Regions from separate parts of the Homo sapiens genome. Here region 2 is linked to region 1. The links are chromatin loops, found by intact Hi-C in ENCODE. Cell type or tissue: heart left ventricle. All regions are shown on one strand.

Region 1 (8,000 bases):
GTCTCGAACTCCTGACCTCAAGTGATCTGCCTGCCTCGGCCTCCCAAAGTGTTGGGATTACAGGCGTGAGCCACTGCACCTGGCCAAAACCTCTATGTTTTTATAGTCTGTGCTTTCCAAACATTCTCCATGGAGAATACATGACTGACTCTGGCTTCCCAGATGCTACTATCTTGGTTTCTAACCTGGCATAGGCTTGTTAGAGCTGCATGCCATATAACTACCCATAATCTCTTCCTATTTGCCTTCCCTATGGATGTGAGTGACCTGTAGTCCAAGTGCCACTACAAGTCAGCTCTCTTAACATTCACTCCCTTTGCTCATAAATCCCTTACAGCATGCAACTCATATATAATAAGGGTTTCTGTCAAAAGGGGTGTCTGGTGAGCCCTGCCTTTTCGTGGTTTTGGGCACTGATGGACCCACTGTGCCAAATGACTAGAAATCCCCCACTGGTAGGAAGAGGAACCACTCAGTGTTACCTCAGACAGCCAGAAGTCAAAGTCCTTGATCCCTGTGTTGAAGTTCTGCTGCTTGTTGGCTTCTTTCAGTTTCTGGCTCTTTTCCGCTGACTTTTGCACCAAGAACTGCCACTGGTCAGCTAAGGCAGCCAGGCGGGCCTGGGGAACAGAAGGGAGCCAAAAAGAGATGAAATCTATGAAGAATCGTCCCTCTCCTAAAGCTCAATTTGAGAACTTCTAAGAGAAGAGAATGGAAAACACTCATAGGAGCCATTCTCACTAGCATTCCCCATCTGTAATTCAGCCTAAAGTCTTCTATAATCCATTTAGTGTCTTAAGACTGTATGTCCAAGTTATTATATCAGGTTGACAGTGACGGTGGTCATCTTCCTCCCTGGGCACCGGGAGCTGGTGGGCCATACCTTGACAGCATCCTCACTGCCGGCACAGGCTCCACGTTCAATGAGGGAGTTGCCCATGTCGATAACCCCACGGATCCGGTCAGCGTTGGCATGCAGCTCTGCTTCAAAAGCCTGGTGCTTCTGGTGCTTGCTCTAAAAATACCAAAAAAATTTTTTCCAAACCAGTTCCTGCTAGGTTATGTCTTTTCAGGGGGAAGGGGTTCTCAGAGGCAGGGAGTGGCAGCAAACATAAAGAACTGGGGTAAATGCCAACGTTTTTAACAGAAGGCAATTGGAGTTTGTATGAAATATTTTAGGGTTCATCTCTTGGGGAGTTAGCAAAGGAGGAAGGAAATGTACTAGCTCAGGAGTAGATGAACTGGAAGTCCTTTTTTTTGAGACAGGGTCTTGCTCAGTTGCCCAGGCTGGAGTGCAGTGGCGTAATCTCAGCTCACTGCAGCCTCAACCTCTTCGGCTCAAGCAATCCTCCTACCTCAGCCTCCCGAATAGCTGGGACCATGGGTGCATGACATCACACCCAGCTAATTTTTCTATTTTTTGTAGAGATGGGGTTTCGCCATGTTGCCCAGGCTGGTCTTGAACTCCCGAGCTCAAGCAATCGAGCCACATTGGCCTCCCAAAGTTCTGGGATTACAAGCATGAGCCACCAAGCCTGGCCAAAAAATCAATTCTTGCAGTAGCTATGCTAGCTATTTGGGAGTGAAGCCCTAGAATTACACACTTCCTAACACTTTCCAGAAGATGGCAATGGCCAACTTCAGTTTTGAATCTGCTTGTACATCAATTTCCATCCATGGCTTTCTCCTTATTGGAGACAGGCTGTAATGAATGAGATACATATGGACATTTCATTATCTAAAGCAGAAATCACCATTAAGCAAAATTCATAACATAAATTGTAATAACCAGCAAAATAATATTTGATGGTCAGTCTTTTCCCTCTGTTGACAGAGGAGAAATCTACAGCTACTACAGACATTGGCTTTGTTGATTTATCTTTAGGTAGCTGTCATTAATCAAAACACTGGGATACTGTCAGAACCCAGGCTTGACTGCAGGAAGGAATTTATTTTACTGGGAAATGAAAGGGCTAGGAGAAGGATGGGCTCCTGATCCTGGGCGCCTGATATGGTTTTTATGAATCCATAAAGAAACAGAAGGTACTGAAATGCTACAAGAGACAATTGCAAGGACATAGCAGCTATGCCACAATTCTGGGAAAAACAATTGGCTGGGTAAGAAATGCAGGGTCTCAGGGGAGTGTTATTTGGGGGGCAAAAAAAAAACAACTAAAAGGCAGTAGTGTTGGGGAATTCTGCATCAAATGTTTCATTTCAGAGGCAGCAACTGTCAAAGGATGGAGCCATCTGGCTCAATTCAGCACTAACATGAAATGTCCTTGTTACGTTCTCCCACCGCCTGATCCCAAAGCCAAGAAGGAAAAGGGTCTCAAACACTCAGATATCCTGACAAAAGTCCCATTACCCTCTTCTTCTGTTCCTTGTTCTGATCACCCTTTGGTTCAAATCCCATTTACTCTCTTCTCTATCTTCATTTCTTCCACCCGCTTAAGTAACTTTGAGCTACATGTTGACTGAAGTCTCCTTTCACTACCTGTTGAGTGATGTCTGCTTTTATCTTAACTTCTCATTTGTGTTCCTTGAAGATTTGGAGGTATTAATAGACCATCCGTCTCTCTACAGTTCTCTAGCTGTTCCTCTCCTGACTGGCACCTCTGGATGCCAGAGTGGGTATGCATTAAAACCCTCACACCAGACTGGCCTCCCCAACCCAGGCCACCGAACACCATGAGCTCATAGCAAGTCTGAGCCAATGTCTACACAGAAAAAGCTGAAGCTGATGTTCCATCTTCAAAAGGAAGCACTCCTTGAAAGAAAATGGTCAATTACTGCCCCGCAAATCAAACACTGTACAGAATTTGCCTAAGTGATAAACTGGGGGAGAGAAGGGGGAGTAAGGCGTTGCAGGCTAATTACAACAGAAAAAGCCACATCCCACAGGGACACTTGAATGGAGTGTAATGGATGATTAGAAATGAAAAGGATGGATGAAGAGACACCAGCAAACCGTGTGACCACAATAATAACAATAATCTACGCAGAGTAACACAAATACTGGAGCTCATTTAACTACAACTCTTAAAAAAATTAAAAACTTACCAGCAGCTTGGAAAGCTACAAAAACAGATTAAAAGAACAAGAGTTCAGTACACTGATGTGGACACACATATCAGCTATTAAATAGAAACTCATTTTGTCATACTTCCCCCAGGAAGCTCAGCATTTGGGAACAGTAATAGAAGGGGGATTCTATAGACTTTTATTACAGCAGAAATAGTTTTAATGGAGACAAATGAGGAAGGCAACTTTTAAATGGCTCTGAAACTTGACTAGGGCTTTCCCACTGGCTGGGCTTACTGAAATATTTCTCACTGACTTCCCATGGGTGCAAGGAGATTGTTTTATAAATGCTTTATTTAACAAAATCTACTCAATAACATAAGGCTACATCAAGACCAACACCCAGTCACTTCAGCTTACCTGGATGTTGGTGGGATCCTTGTACGACTCATCACTCGCTGTTTGCAATTTTTCACTGATCCAAGCCTCAATCTCATCCACATCCCGGCTGAACTGTTGGAGGGTTTGAGATTCTCCTAGCTTTGACCTTTTCTCAATCATCTGGGCTTTCAGACGTCGCCACCTGAAAGAGTGAAACCATGAGATCCAACATGAGCATATCTTACCGTGGAGAAGGAAGTGGGGAGACAGAACAGGCCTGGGCCTTCGTATGAGGGGATGCATCCTCTCAGGGCTGGTGACTATGTCAGTGCCACAGGACACCCACCTGTCCAAGACCTCATTGCGCCGGCTAGAAATGTCTCCCTTGGCATAATGGCCGGCAGCGATGAGCTGGTCGGCAAAGGCCTGCAGAGCAGCAATCTTCTCTTCCTGTCAGAAAACAAAGGCATGAGATCAAGGTGGGCCTGTGGCTGGGCCCTGCCTGGACTGCCAGTCTTGAGAAAAGGATAGTTATTTTGGGTGACTGAGAACTAGCTGGTGGCAGGATCAGAATACACTGACACTTTAGAAGCAAGAGTGTAAAATGCCAAAAGAAAGCTTGATTTCATTCATTACTAGAGTAGAGTTTAACTCAAGAAGTCTCCAGGTCACTCAGGTGGGGCAGGTGTTAGAATATCAGAACAGAACAAAATTAAGCCTGATAATAGGAAAATGCTGTCAGATTTACAGCAAAGTGACGTATAAATCAAACAGTTTTACATCTTCCTTGTTGTTTGTTCATTATTCCCTTACCTACCCACACATTTGTTTTCCATCCCTTTGATAATATTTTTTTTTCCTGTGGCACCCCCATTATTAAAATCTCAGAAATACCAGAATCTATAAAGTTTTAAAGATTATTTATGTACATATTTTTCTTAGACAACGCAGGTATTCCTTGGAGATATAACAGTGACTATATAAGCCAAGAAACAGATGTCAATCAGGAAAAATCCAGACTCCAACTCCATGGTCCAGAGGCCTCACCTGGACGTTAATCGCTTTGTCAAAGTCTTCATGTTTTTTGATCAGAGCCTCTACGCTGTCCAGTGAGTCTCCTTTGTCTTCGGTATTCAAGAAGGCCTCCCGGGCAGCCATCCAGTTCTCAGCTTGCTCACAGTCCCGATGGAACAGCTAAAGAGGGCAAGAGGCAGGTGAGAAAATGAGGCCCTTCAGCAAGGAAACACTTGGTCAGAAACCAGGAGCACACACACCTGCAGTTCAAGGCACTGATCCAGCATCATCCTGCGCTGAACCCAGGCCTTCTCCAGGTCTGCACGCTCCTGGTCAAGAATATCAAGTTTCTGCTTGATCTCAGGGCTGGCATAGTGTCCGTGAGCCAACAGCTGCTGTCCAAACTGCTCAAATGCCTGGAAAGTGCCAGCCCTGGCATCGATTTCTGTCCGGTGTTCCTGCCAAAAGGAGGGAAGGGATTAGGTAACTGGCAGCAGATGCCCACTCTGACGTCAACCACCGACTCACCACAAAGGGTGGGAATGAGGCCTCTAGGGCCCTGCAGAGCAGCCACGTCTTTGCTACTCAGCAGGCAGGTCCACCCACCTGGTGTCGCTCCAGCAATGCCTCAGCTCCGGTGACATCCTTGGCTAGCTCATCTGAGGACACCAACCCCCGTATTCCATTGATCCAAGACATGAGGTCCCTGGAAACCAGCACCCCAGAAAAATAGCTATTATATTACCTGGTAAGGAGATCTTCTGCCCAGGAAAACAGAGAATGACATAATTCTTGCCTCAGAAAGTTATCTTGGGTTAATCTGATCTACTGAATGAGGCTAGGTCTTTGGGCAAAGTGTTAAAAAACTTCTTGTTATTTTTTTAAAAGTCCGAATTTCTCAGAGGAAAAGTCAGTAGGCTTATAATTAAGATCTTTTCACCCTCCAGAATAACAAGTTCTAGCTACAATTAAGTCTTTGATAGCTTCAAATGAAAAAGCTTTTGTTGGCCAGGCGTGGTGGCTCATGCCTGTAATCCCAGCACTTTGGGAGGCTGAGGCAGGAGGATCGCTTGAGCTCAGGAATTCAAGATCAGTTTGGGCAATGTGGTGCAACCCTGTCTCTAAAAAAAAAAGAAAAAAAAGAAAAAGCCTTTCTTTAGGATTAACCCTTGAAGCCCTAGGCCTGGGCATACATTTGATCCAGTTTCTCACAGCTGTACAACCACAAGGGCACAAAACTGAGTGTGTAAGGTCAGATATGGTATGATTCCTTTTATATGACATGTCCAGAAGAGGCAAATCCATAGACATAGAAAGCAGATAAAGGATTCCTAGTGGGTGGGGAAGAGAGAAGAGGGGGTGATTAGTTAAGGAATGTTATTCTAGGGCAATGAAAATGTTCCAAAACTAGAGAGGGGTGGCTGCACAACACCGTGAATACATTAAATGTCATTGGATTGCACATTTTAAAGTAGTTAATTGTATGTTACGTGGCTTTTACCTCAATAAAAAGAAGAAAAAGACAACCAGGCGCAGTGGCTCACGCCTGTAATCCCAGCACTTTGGGAGGCCGAGGTGGGTGGATCACCTGAGGTCAGGAGTTCGAGACCAGCCTGACCAACATGGAGAAACCCCGCCTCTACTAAAAAAAATACAAAATTAGCCGGGCTTGGTGGTGCATGCCTGTGATCCCAGCTACTTGGGAGGCTGAGGCAGGAGAATCGCTTGAACCCAGGAGGCGGAGGTTGCGGTGAGCTGAGATCGCACCACTGCACTCCAGCCTGGGCACAAAAGCGAAACGCTTCCCCCCCCAAAAAAAAAATATATATATATATATGTCTAGGGAAAAATATAATGTCATATGGCAAGGAGATGAGAGGGAGTATGCCCATACTTGGATAGGAAAGTAGAGACTTGTTTTTTTTTTTTTTTTTTGAGGCAGAGTCTTGCTCCATCGCCCAGGCTAGAGTACGGTGGTGCGATCTCGGCTCACTGCAACCTCCGCCTCCAGGTTCAAATGATTCTCCTGCCTCAGCCTCCCGAGTAGCTGGAATTACAGGTGTGTGCCAGTGTGCCACCACGCCCGGCTGGTTTGTATTTTTAGTAGAGATGGGGTTTCACCATATTGGCCAGGCTGGTCCTGAATTCCTGACCTCGTGATCCACCTGCTTTGACTTCCCAAAGTGCTGGGATTACAGGCGTGAGCCACCGTGCCCGGCTGCAGAGACTTATTTTTAACAATATGGCATTCAGTAGTTTGACTATTTTACATTGATTATGTACTACTTTTTTCTGTTTTTAATTTTTTTTTTTTTTTGAGATGGAGTTTCACTCTTGTTGCCCGGGCTGGAGTGCAGTGGCACGATCTTGGCTCACTGCAACCTCCGCCTCCCAGGTTCAAGCGATTCTCCTGCCTCAGCCTCCTGAGTAGCTGGGATTACAGATGCCTGCCACCACACCTGGCTAATTTTTGTACTTTTGGTAGAGACGGCATTTCGCCATGTTGGCCAGGCTGGTCTTGAACTCTTGACCTCAGGTGATCTGCCCGCCTTGGCCTACCAAAGTGCTGGGGTTATAGACGTGAGCCACTGTGCCTGGCCGTTTTTGATTTTTAAATTAAAATTTTATAATAGAAATAGGGTTTCGCCATGTAGCCCAGGCTGGTCTCCGGCTCCTGAGTTCAAGCAATTCGCTTGCCTTGGCCCCCCAAAGTGCTTGGATTATAGGTGTGAGCCATTGTACCCTGCTGAGCATGTACTATTTTCACAATAAAAATGACCCCTACAAAGAAGGCTCTATGTTCCAGAAGTCTGAGTGAACATGGCTCCGTACCGGAAATCGCTAAGGAAGCGCTGCAGGTCGTGGGAGTCACCCAACTTTGCCTTGCGCTGATCTGCACGTTTCCCCAGGCTGCTCCAGGCCTGGTTTAACTCTGTGCACTTTTCCTGCAGGTCTTCTGCTGACTCGGGATGGGACTGGATCAGGCGCTCTGCTGTTTCACCAAGGGAGTTTACCTATGGGAAGAAAGTGGTGAATGAGCTTGCAGTAAGGGGGTATGCTCTGCAGAACAGAAGACTCTGCTCTTTCTGGGGCAAAAATGCCAGACAGAAGATGACTTTGGGTCCTCTCACCTTGTCACCGAGAGCCGCAAGGTCCCTCTCGAAGCCCTCATGCTTGCGTTGCAGGGCCTGGACACTGGCGAGATCATGTCCATAATTGTCTGTGTTTAGAGCTTGATTCTTCTCTTCAATCCATTCTTTGGTTTCATCAGCATCTCTAAAGGCGAGACACATTCAGGTTAAGAAATGCCAAGTACAACTGCCTTGATTACAGGACACTAAAAAAAATTTATTTATTTATTTATTTATTTATTTACTGAGATGGAGTTTCATTCTTGTCACCCAGGCTGGAGCACAATGCACAATCTCAGCTCACTGCAACCTCCGCCCCCACCGGGTTCAAGTGATTCTCCTGCCTCAACCTCCCAAGTAGCTAGGATTACAGGCGCCCACCACCATGCCCAGCTAATTTTTTTATTTTTAGTAGAGGTGGGTTTCCCCATGTTGGCCAGGCTGGTCTTG
Region 2 (8,000 bases), 360 kb before region 1:
AAAAGAGCAGATTACAATACTCATTTTGAGAGTCCTCTCTCAATCCCAGTCTTTACTCCCTGCATGAAAGGGAACGTGGCAGTAGACCTATTTCCCCACCGATTAAGTGAAAAGTACACCTACCCCCTACCTGCTTACATACCACTATAGTATCAATGCTCTAAACACTGCAAGTTCCATGATGTTCAATTCACTGACTTACCCAATCCGATCTACAAAAGGATCCATAGTCTCATCCACCAGGTGCCTATTGGTCTGCCTACTACCAAATCCTTGCTCTTTAAACATCTTGGTTAATACAAGTAAGTCACTGGGTGCCATCTCAAAGTATGCATAATAAAGGAAAATAATTTCTAGCAGCATGGACTGTTCCCGAAGGCACTGAACAAACCAGCGAGACACTTGGCGCTCTGTCTGTACAACCAATGAAAACAAAATGGGAGAGAAATAACATGAGATTAAAAACAGTACTTAAAGAACATTTTTTAAAGAAAGGGTCTCAATCTGTCACCCAGGATACAGTGCAGTGGCAGATTATGGCTGCTCAAACTGCTACACGCAACTGATCCTCCTACCTCAGCCTCCTAAATAGCTGAGACTACAGGCGCAAGCCACTGCACCTGGTCCGTATTTAATTTTTTTTTTTAAGAGACAGATTTTTTGCTTTTTTTTTAAGAGACAGGGTCTGACTCTATCACCCAGGCTGGAGTGCAGCAGTACAATTATAGCTTATGGCAGCTGCCCTCTCACCTGAGCCTCTCGAGTAGTTAGGACTAAAAGTGAGCACAAACATGCCCAGCTCATTTTTTCTTTTTTTAAATTTTTGGAAGAGAACAGGTCTTGCTATGTTGCACAGGCTGGTTTTGAATTCCTAGCCTCAATCGATCCTCCTGGGAGGCCAAAGCACTGGGATTAAAGGCGTAAGCCACTGTGCCCAGCCAACCAATGTATCTTTTCTTTTGAGAGAGGGTCTCGCTCTGTCACCCAGAGTACACCCAGAGTACACCCACAGCTCACTGCAGCTTTGACCCACCGGGCTCAAGCAATCCTCCTGCCTCAGCCACCCAAGTAGCTGGAACTACAGGTTAGCACCATGTCTAGCTAATTCTTTTAATTTTTTTTTTTTTTTGAGACGAAGTCTCACTCTTATCCCCCAGGCTGGAGTGCAATGGCGCGATCTTGGCTCACTGCAACCTCCGCCTCCCAGGTTCAAGCAATTCTCCTGCCTCAGCCTCCCGAGTAGCTGGGATTACAGGCGCCTGCCACCACGCCCGGCTGATTTTTTTCTTTTTAGTAGAGACAGGGTTTCACTATGTTGGCCAGACTGGTTTCAAACTCCTGACCTCAGGTGATCCGCCCACCTTGGCCTCCCGAGTGCTGGGATTACAGGCGTGAGCCACCGCGCCCAGCCAATTTTTTAAATTTTTTGTAGAAGCAAGGTCTTGCTATGTTGCCAGGGCTGGTCTTGAATTCCTGGGCTCAACCAATCTTCCCACCTTCACCTCACAAAGTGGTGGGATTACAGGCCTGAGCCACCATACACCCAGCTGCAACAATGTATCTTAAAAATTATCTCCTATAAAGGTATAGTAAAAATTTTCTGGACTAGCAGGGTGGCTCACGTCTATAAGCCTAATACTTGAATACTTTGGGAGGCCAAAGTGGGAGGACTGTTTGAGGCCTGGAGTTCAAGACTAGTCTGGGAAACACAGTGAGACTCCATCTCTAGAAAAAGTTTTTAAAAATGAGCCAGGCATAGAGGTGCATGCCTGTAGTCCCAGCTACACTGGAGCCTAAGGCAGGAGAGTCACTTGAGCTGGGGAGGTTGAGGCTGCAGTAGGCTACAATCATGCCCCTGTACCCCAGCCTGGGTGACACAGTGAGACTCTGTCACACACACACACAAAAACCCTCCCTATTTTTAATCCTTTTATTTGCATAATAATTCATTATGTGGATATGCCATAGATTATTCAACCAATACACTCAATATTTTTAACACTACATAGTATTCCACTGCACATAAATGCCATCATTGATTTTACCTGCTCACTTGGATGGATGAGCATTTAGGTTACTACCAATCCCTTGCTAATAAACTCATACTATTCAACTGAAAAAACAACTAGACATTCTTTCCAGGTGTACAGGTACAATCACCAAGAAAGATCATAAGGTAGGCCATAAAACATGAGACAGTAAATTTTAGAAGACTAAAATGACAAAGAATGTGTTCTCTGATAACAGAATCAAATAAAAACATTGAGAACAATAAGATGTTTCGTCTGCTATAGTACTTCACACCTGTAATCCCAGCACTTTGGGAGGCCAAGGTGGTCAGATCCCTTCAGCCCGGGAGTCCAAGACTAGCCTGGGCAACATGGCAAAACCTGCAGCATCTTGTAGTCCTAGCTAGTTGGGAGGCTGAGGTAGGAGGATTACCTGAGCCCAGGAGGTCAAGGCTGCAGTGAGCCGTGATTGTGCCACTAAACTCCAGCCTGGGCAACAGAGAAAGAACCTGTCTCAAAAAAAAAACCCAGATATTTACAAAAAACATCCAATATTTGGACATTAAATCCAGAGAGTCTCACTCTGCGTGACAGTGAGACTTCTAACACATACACACACACAAACACACACACACACACACACACACACAGACACAGAGACAGACAGAGACAGAAATCCATTTAAAAAGGGAGAAAAAACATATACATATATAAAAACTAAAGAACAAGGCTGGGCACACGCACACACACACACACACACACACACACACACACACACACACGGAGGCAGAAATCTATTTTAAAAAAAGAGAGAGAGTCCGGGCGCGGTGGTTCACGCCTGTAATCTCAGCACTTTAGGAGGCCGAGGCAGGCAGATCATGAGGTCAGGAGTTCGAGACCAGCCTGGCCAACATGGTGAGACCCCATCTCTACTAAAAATACAAAAAAAGCTGGGCGTGGTGGTGGGCGCCTGTAATCCCAGCTATTTGGGAGGCTGAGGCAGGAGAATCATTTGAACCCAGGAGGCAGAGGTTGCGGTGAGCCAAGATCACACCATTGCACTCCAGCCTGGGCAACAAGAGTGAAAATTTAAAAAAAAAAAAAAATACACAACAGAAATCAATTAAATATAAAACAGACATTACAATAAAGAAAACTGGCCAGACGTGGTGGCTCACGTCTATAATCCCAGCACTTTGGGAGGCTGAGGGGGCCGGATCACCTGAGCTCAGGAGTTCGAGACCACCCTGGGCAACATGGTGAAACCCTGTCTCTACTAAAATACAAAAAATTAGCTGAGCTTAATAGTGCACACCTGTACTCCCATCTACTTGGGATGCTGAGGCACAAGAATCACTTGAGCCCTAGAAGTGGATGTTGCAGTGAGCCAAGAATGCGCCACTGCACTCCAGTTTGGGCTATAGAGTGAGACTCTGTCTCAAAAAAAAATTTTTTTTAATAAAGAAAATTGAAGACAAAAACTACCATTATCAGAAATGAGTAAGAGCACAGCACTAGACTCTAAAGAGAGTAAAAGCATAAGAAAATAATATGAACAGCCTTATGTAAATAGATTTCACCAATGAAATGAAATGAACAAATTCCTTAAAAGATACAAATTACCAAAACTGTCCCAAATAGAAACAGGAAACTTGAATAGCTCTGTATCAATCAAGGAAAACAATTCAGTATTTAAAACTTTGTTAGAAACTTGATGAAAATTTTAAAAAGAGATAAAAAAATTTTAATCAATAAATAAAAGAATTAAAAACCTTCCCACAAAGAAAACTCCAGACCCAGATGGCTTCACTGGTAAATTCTATCAAACATTTAAGGACAAGCTCCAAAAGGCAGGAGCCATAATAGACAAAACTGACAAAAACATTTATCAAAACTTAAAATTTTGGCCGGGTGAGGAGGCTCATGCCTGTAATCCTAGCACTCTGGGAGGCCGAGACGGGTGGATGACCTGAGGTCAGGAGTGAGACTAGCCTGGCCAACATGGCGAAACCCCATCTCTACTAAAAATAACACAAATTAGGAAGGCGTGGTGGCACATGCCTGTAATCCCAGCTACTCGGGAGGCTGGAGGCAGCAGAATCCCTTGAACCCGGGAGGCAGAGATTACACTTAGCCAACATCGTGCCACTGCACTCCAGCCTGGGTGACTGAGTGAGAGCGTCTCAAAAAAAAAAAAAAAAAAATTAAAATTAAAATGTTGGCTCTTGGAAAGATACAGTCTAGGAGCAGTGGCTCATGCCTGTCATCCCAGCACTTTGGGAGGCGCCAAGGCAGATAAATCATTTGAGCTCAGGAGCTTAAGACCAGCCTGGGCAACATGGCAAAACCATCTCTACAAAAAAAAAAAAAAAAATACAAAAATTAGCCAGGTATGGTGGTACCCGCTTGTAGTCCCAGCTACTTGTGGGGCTGTGACAGGAGGGTCACTTGAGTCAGGGAGGTCGAGGCTGCAGTGAACCATGTTCCCACCACTGGATTCCAGTCTGAGTGACAAACCGAGACCTTGTCTCAAAAAAAAAAAAAAAGAATTAAGGTGGGAAAAGACAAGCCACTAGGTGGAAGAAAAAAGTTGTAAAACATCTATCTGGTAAATAGCTTATATTTACAATACTGTATATAAAGAACTCTGACAATTTGATAAGACAAACATCCACAAAAAACAATGGGATAAAAATGTGAACAGACACTTGACTGAAGAAGGTGTAAGTAAATAAGCACGTGAAAAGATGTTCAACATCACTAGTCATCAGGGAAATGCAAATTAAAACCACAGTGAGACCAGGTGTGGTGGCTCACACCAGTAATCCCAGCACTTTGGGAGGCCTAGGCGGGTGGATCACAAGGTCAGGAGATTGAGACCATCCTGGCTAACACGGTGAAACCCTGTCTCTACTAAAAATACAAAAAATTAGCCGGACGTGGTGGCATGCCTGTAGTCCCAGCTACTCGGGAGGCTGAGGCAGGAGAATCGCTTGAACTCAGGAGGCAGAGGTTGCAGTGAGCCAAGATCGTGCCACTGCACTCCACCCTGGGCGACAGTGTGAGACTCCGTCTCAAAAATAAAAAAAAAAAAAACCCACAATAAGACAGGCATGGTGGCATATGCCTGTAATCCCAGCCTACTCAAGAGGCCAAGCAGAAGGATCACTTGAATCCAGGAGTTCAAGGCCAATTTGGGCAAAATAGCAAGACCCTATCTCAAAACAAACAAACCACAATGAGATATTACTATATACTTATTTAGGATGTTTAAAATTAACAGCCATACCAAGTGTTGGTGACAATGTCAAACAAAAAGAATTCTCATACATTTCTGGTGGGAATGCAAAACGGTATAGCCACTATGGATAAACAATTTATCAATTCTTTATAAAAATTTCATTTACGGCTGGGCATGGTGGCTCATGCCTGTAATCCCAGTATTAAAAATACAAAAATTAGCCAGGTGTGGTGATGCATGCCTGTAATCCCAGCTACTCAGGAGGCTGAGGCAGGACAATCGCTTGAACTCAGGAGGCAGAGGTTGCAGTGAGTCGAAATCGCGCCACTGAACTCCAGCCTGGGCGACAGAGCGAGACTCCGTCTCAAAAAAAAAAAAAAAAAAAAATTTACATTTACGACTCAGCAATCTCACTCTCAGGTATTTATTTACCCAGGATAAATGAAAACTTATGTCAAAAAACCCATATGCTAATGTTCATAGCACATTATTCCTAATAGTCAAAAAACAAAAATGACAAATGGCTGGCTATCAACTGAGAAATGGATAAACAAAATATGGTATATCCACACAATGGAATGTTTACTACTCAACCATAAATAAGAATGAAGTACTAGTATATGATATAACATGGATGAATCTCAAAAACATGACATTAACTGAAAGAAGCCAAACAGAAAATTCTACATATTGTGTGGTTCTATTTATATGTAATTCCAGAAAAAGTAAAAGTATAGTCACAGTTACTTAAAAATAGTTAAAATGGTAAATTTTATGCTATGTCTATTTTATCACAATTTAAAAAATCATAATTAAACAAAAAACTGCTGAATCAAGAAATATGTACTTTGTAAATTTTTAGATATTATCAAAATGCTTCCCATTAAAAAGTATATCAATTTAGTTGCGAATAATGGCTCACACCTATAATCCCAGCACTTTGAGAGGCTGAGGCGGGAGGACTGCTTGAGCCCAGCCGGCTATTCTTATTTTGCATATGAATTTTTTTTGAGACAGAGTCTCGCTCTGTGGCCCAGGATGGGGTGCAAGTGGTGTGATCTTGGCTCACCACAACCTCCATGCCCATCCCGGTGTAAGTTTTTATACTCAAGAATATGGTGTGCCGGGCACAGTGGCTCACGCCTGTAGTCCCAGCACTTTGGGAGGCAGAGGTGGGTGGGTCAGGAGGTCAGGAGACCAACACCATCCTGGCTAACACGGTGAAACCCTGTCTCTACTAAAAATACAAAAAAATTAATTGGGCGTGGTGGTGGGCGCCTGCAGTCCCAGCTACTTGGGAGACTGAGGCAGGAGAACGGCGTGAACCCGAGAGGTGGAGCTTGCAGAGAGCCGAGATCGTGCCACTGCACTCTAGCCTGGGTGACAGAGCGAGACTCCGTCTCAAAAAAAAAAAAAAAAAAGAGTATGGTGTGTTGGTCAGGTGCAATGGCTCACCACCGTAATCCCAGCACTTTGATGGGTTGAGGTAGGCAGATCACCTGAGGTCAGGAGTTCCAGACCAGCCTGACCAACATGGAGAAACCCCATCTCTACTCAAAATACAAAATTAGCTGGGTGTGGTGGCGCATGCCTTTAATCCCACCTACTCAGGAGGCTGAGGCAGGAGAATTGCTTGACCCAGGAGGTGGAGACTGTGGTGAGCCAAGATCATGCCATTGCACTCCAGCCTGGGCAACAAGAGTAAAACTCCGTCCAAAAAAAAAAAAAAGAGTATGGTATGTCCTAGGCCGGGCATGGTGGCTGGCTCACGCCTGTAATCCCAGCGCTTTGGAGGCCAAGGCAGGCAGATCACCTGAGGTCGGGAGTTCTAGACCAGCCTGACCAACATGGAGAAACCCTGTATCTACTAAAAATACAAAATTAGCCGGGCGTGGTAGCACATGCCTGTAATCCCAGCTACTCAGGAAGCTGAGGCAGGAGAATCACTTGAACCTGGGAGGCGGAGGTTGTGGTGAGCCAAGATCACGCCATCGAACTCCAGCCTGGGCAACAAGAGCGAAACTCCGTCTCAAAAAAAAAAAAAAAATCTATCTATCTATCTATCTATCTATCTATCTAGATAGATAGATAGATATAGATATAGATATATATAGTGTGTCTTTCCCTTTGGTTATTTATTTATTTATTTATTTATTTTTGAGACAGAGATTGCTCTGTTGCACAGGCCAGAGTGCACTGGCGTCATCTCGGCTCACTGCAACCTCCACCACCTGGATTCAAGCATTTCTCCTGCCTCAGCCTCCTGAGTAGCTGGGAGTACAGGCACGTGCCACCACGCTCAGCTAACTTTTATATTTTTATTTTTATTTTTATTTTTCTGAGACAGAGTCTTGCTCTGTCGCCTAGGCTGGAGTGCAGTGGTGCAATCTCGGCTCACTGCAACCTCTGCCTCCTGGATTCAAGCAATTCTCCTGCCTTAGCCTCCCGAGTAGCTGGGATTACAGGCACGCACCACCATGCTCAGCTAATTTTTTTTTTTGTATATTTTTTTACTAGAGACAGGGCTTCACCATATTGGCCAGACTTGCATTTTCATTTTTTATGGTTTTTTTTTTTTTTTTTTGAGACGGAGTCTTGCTCTGTCACCCCAGGCTGGAGTACAGTGGCGCAATCTTGGCTCACTGCAACCTCTGCCTCCTAGGCTCAAGTGAATCTCCCACTCCAGCCTCCTGAGTAGCTGAGACTACAGATGGGTGCCACCACACTCGCCTAATTTTTGTATTTTTAGT

The links. A loop is a pair of places that touch in the nucleus more often than their neighbours do. Peaks named below come from ENCODE experiments on the same cell type or tissue, not always from the same donor. Only the 100,000 strongest peaks of a DNase experiment are listed, where the experiment ranks them.
Region 2: a loop joins it to region 1, with 3 times the contacts of the local background. A loop is called at or near these places in 5 of 110 quality-filtered maps.

What each region holds. Positions count from the first base shown.
Region 1 is chr9:128,604,729-128,612,728 of GRCh38, reverse strand. It overlaps SPTAN1 (spectrin alpha, non-erythrocytic 1), which reads right to left. Exons shown (of 57, transcript NM_001130438.3): 30 at 7,551-7,695; 31 at 7,252-7,433; 32 at 5,026-5,125; 33 at 4,680-4,877; 34 at 4,453-4,599; 35 at 3,752-3,855; 36 at 3,445-3,607; 37 at 3,064-3,078; 38 at 884-1,015; 39 at 483-620. Among named protein-coding and RNA genes, the nearest start is that of DYNC2I2, 48 kb to the left of the region's middle. In heart left ventricle, no CTCF peak of the experiment used is centred here; a DNase peak (open chromatin) is centred at 4,928; H3K27ac peaks cover 580 bases.
Region 2 is chr9:128,960,920-128,968,919 of GRCh38, reverse strand. NUP188 (nucleoporin 188) reads right to left here. Exons shown (of 44, transcript NM_015354.3): 9 at 203-414. Among named protein-coding and RNA genes, the nearest start is that of NUP188, 17 kb to the right of the region's middle. In heart left ventricle, no CTCF peak of the experiment used is centred here; no DNase peak of the experiment used is centred here.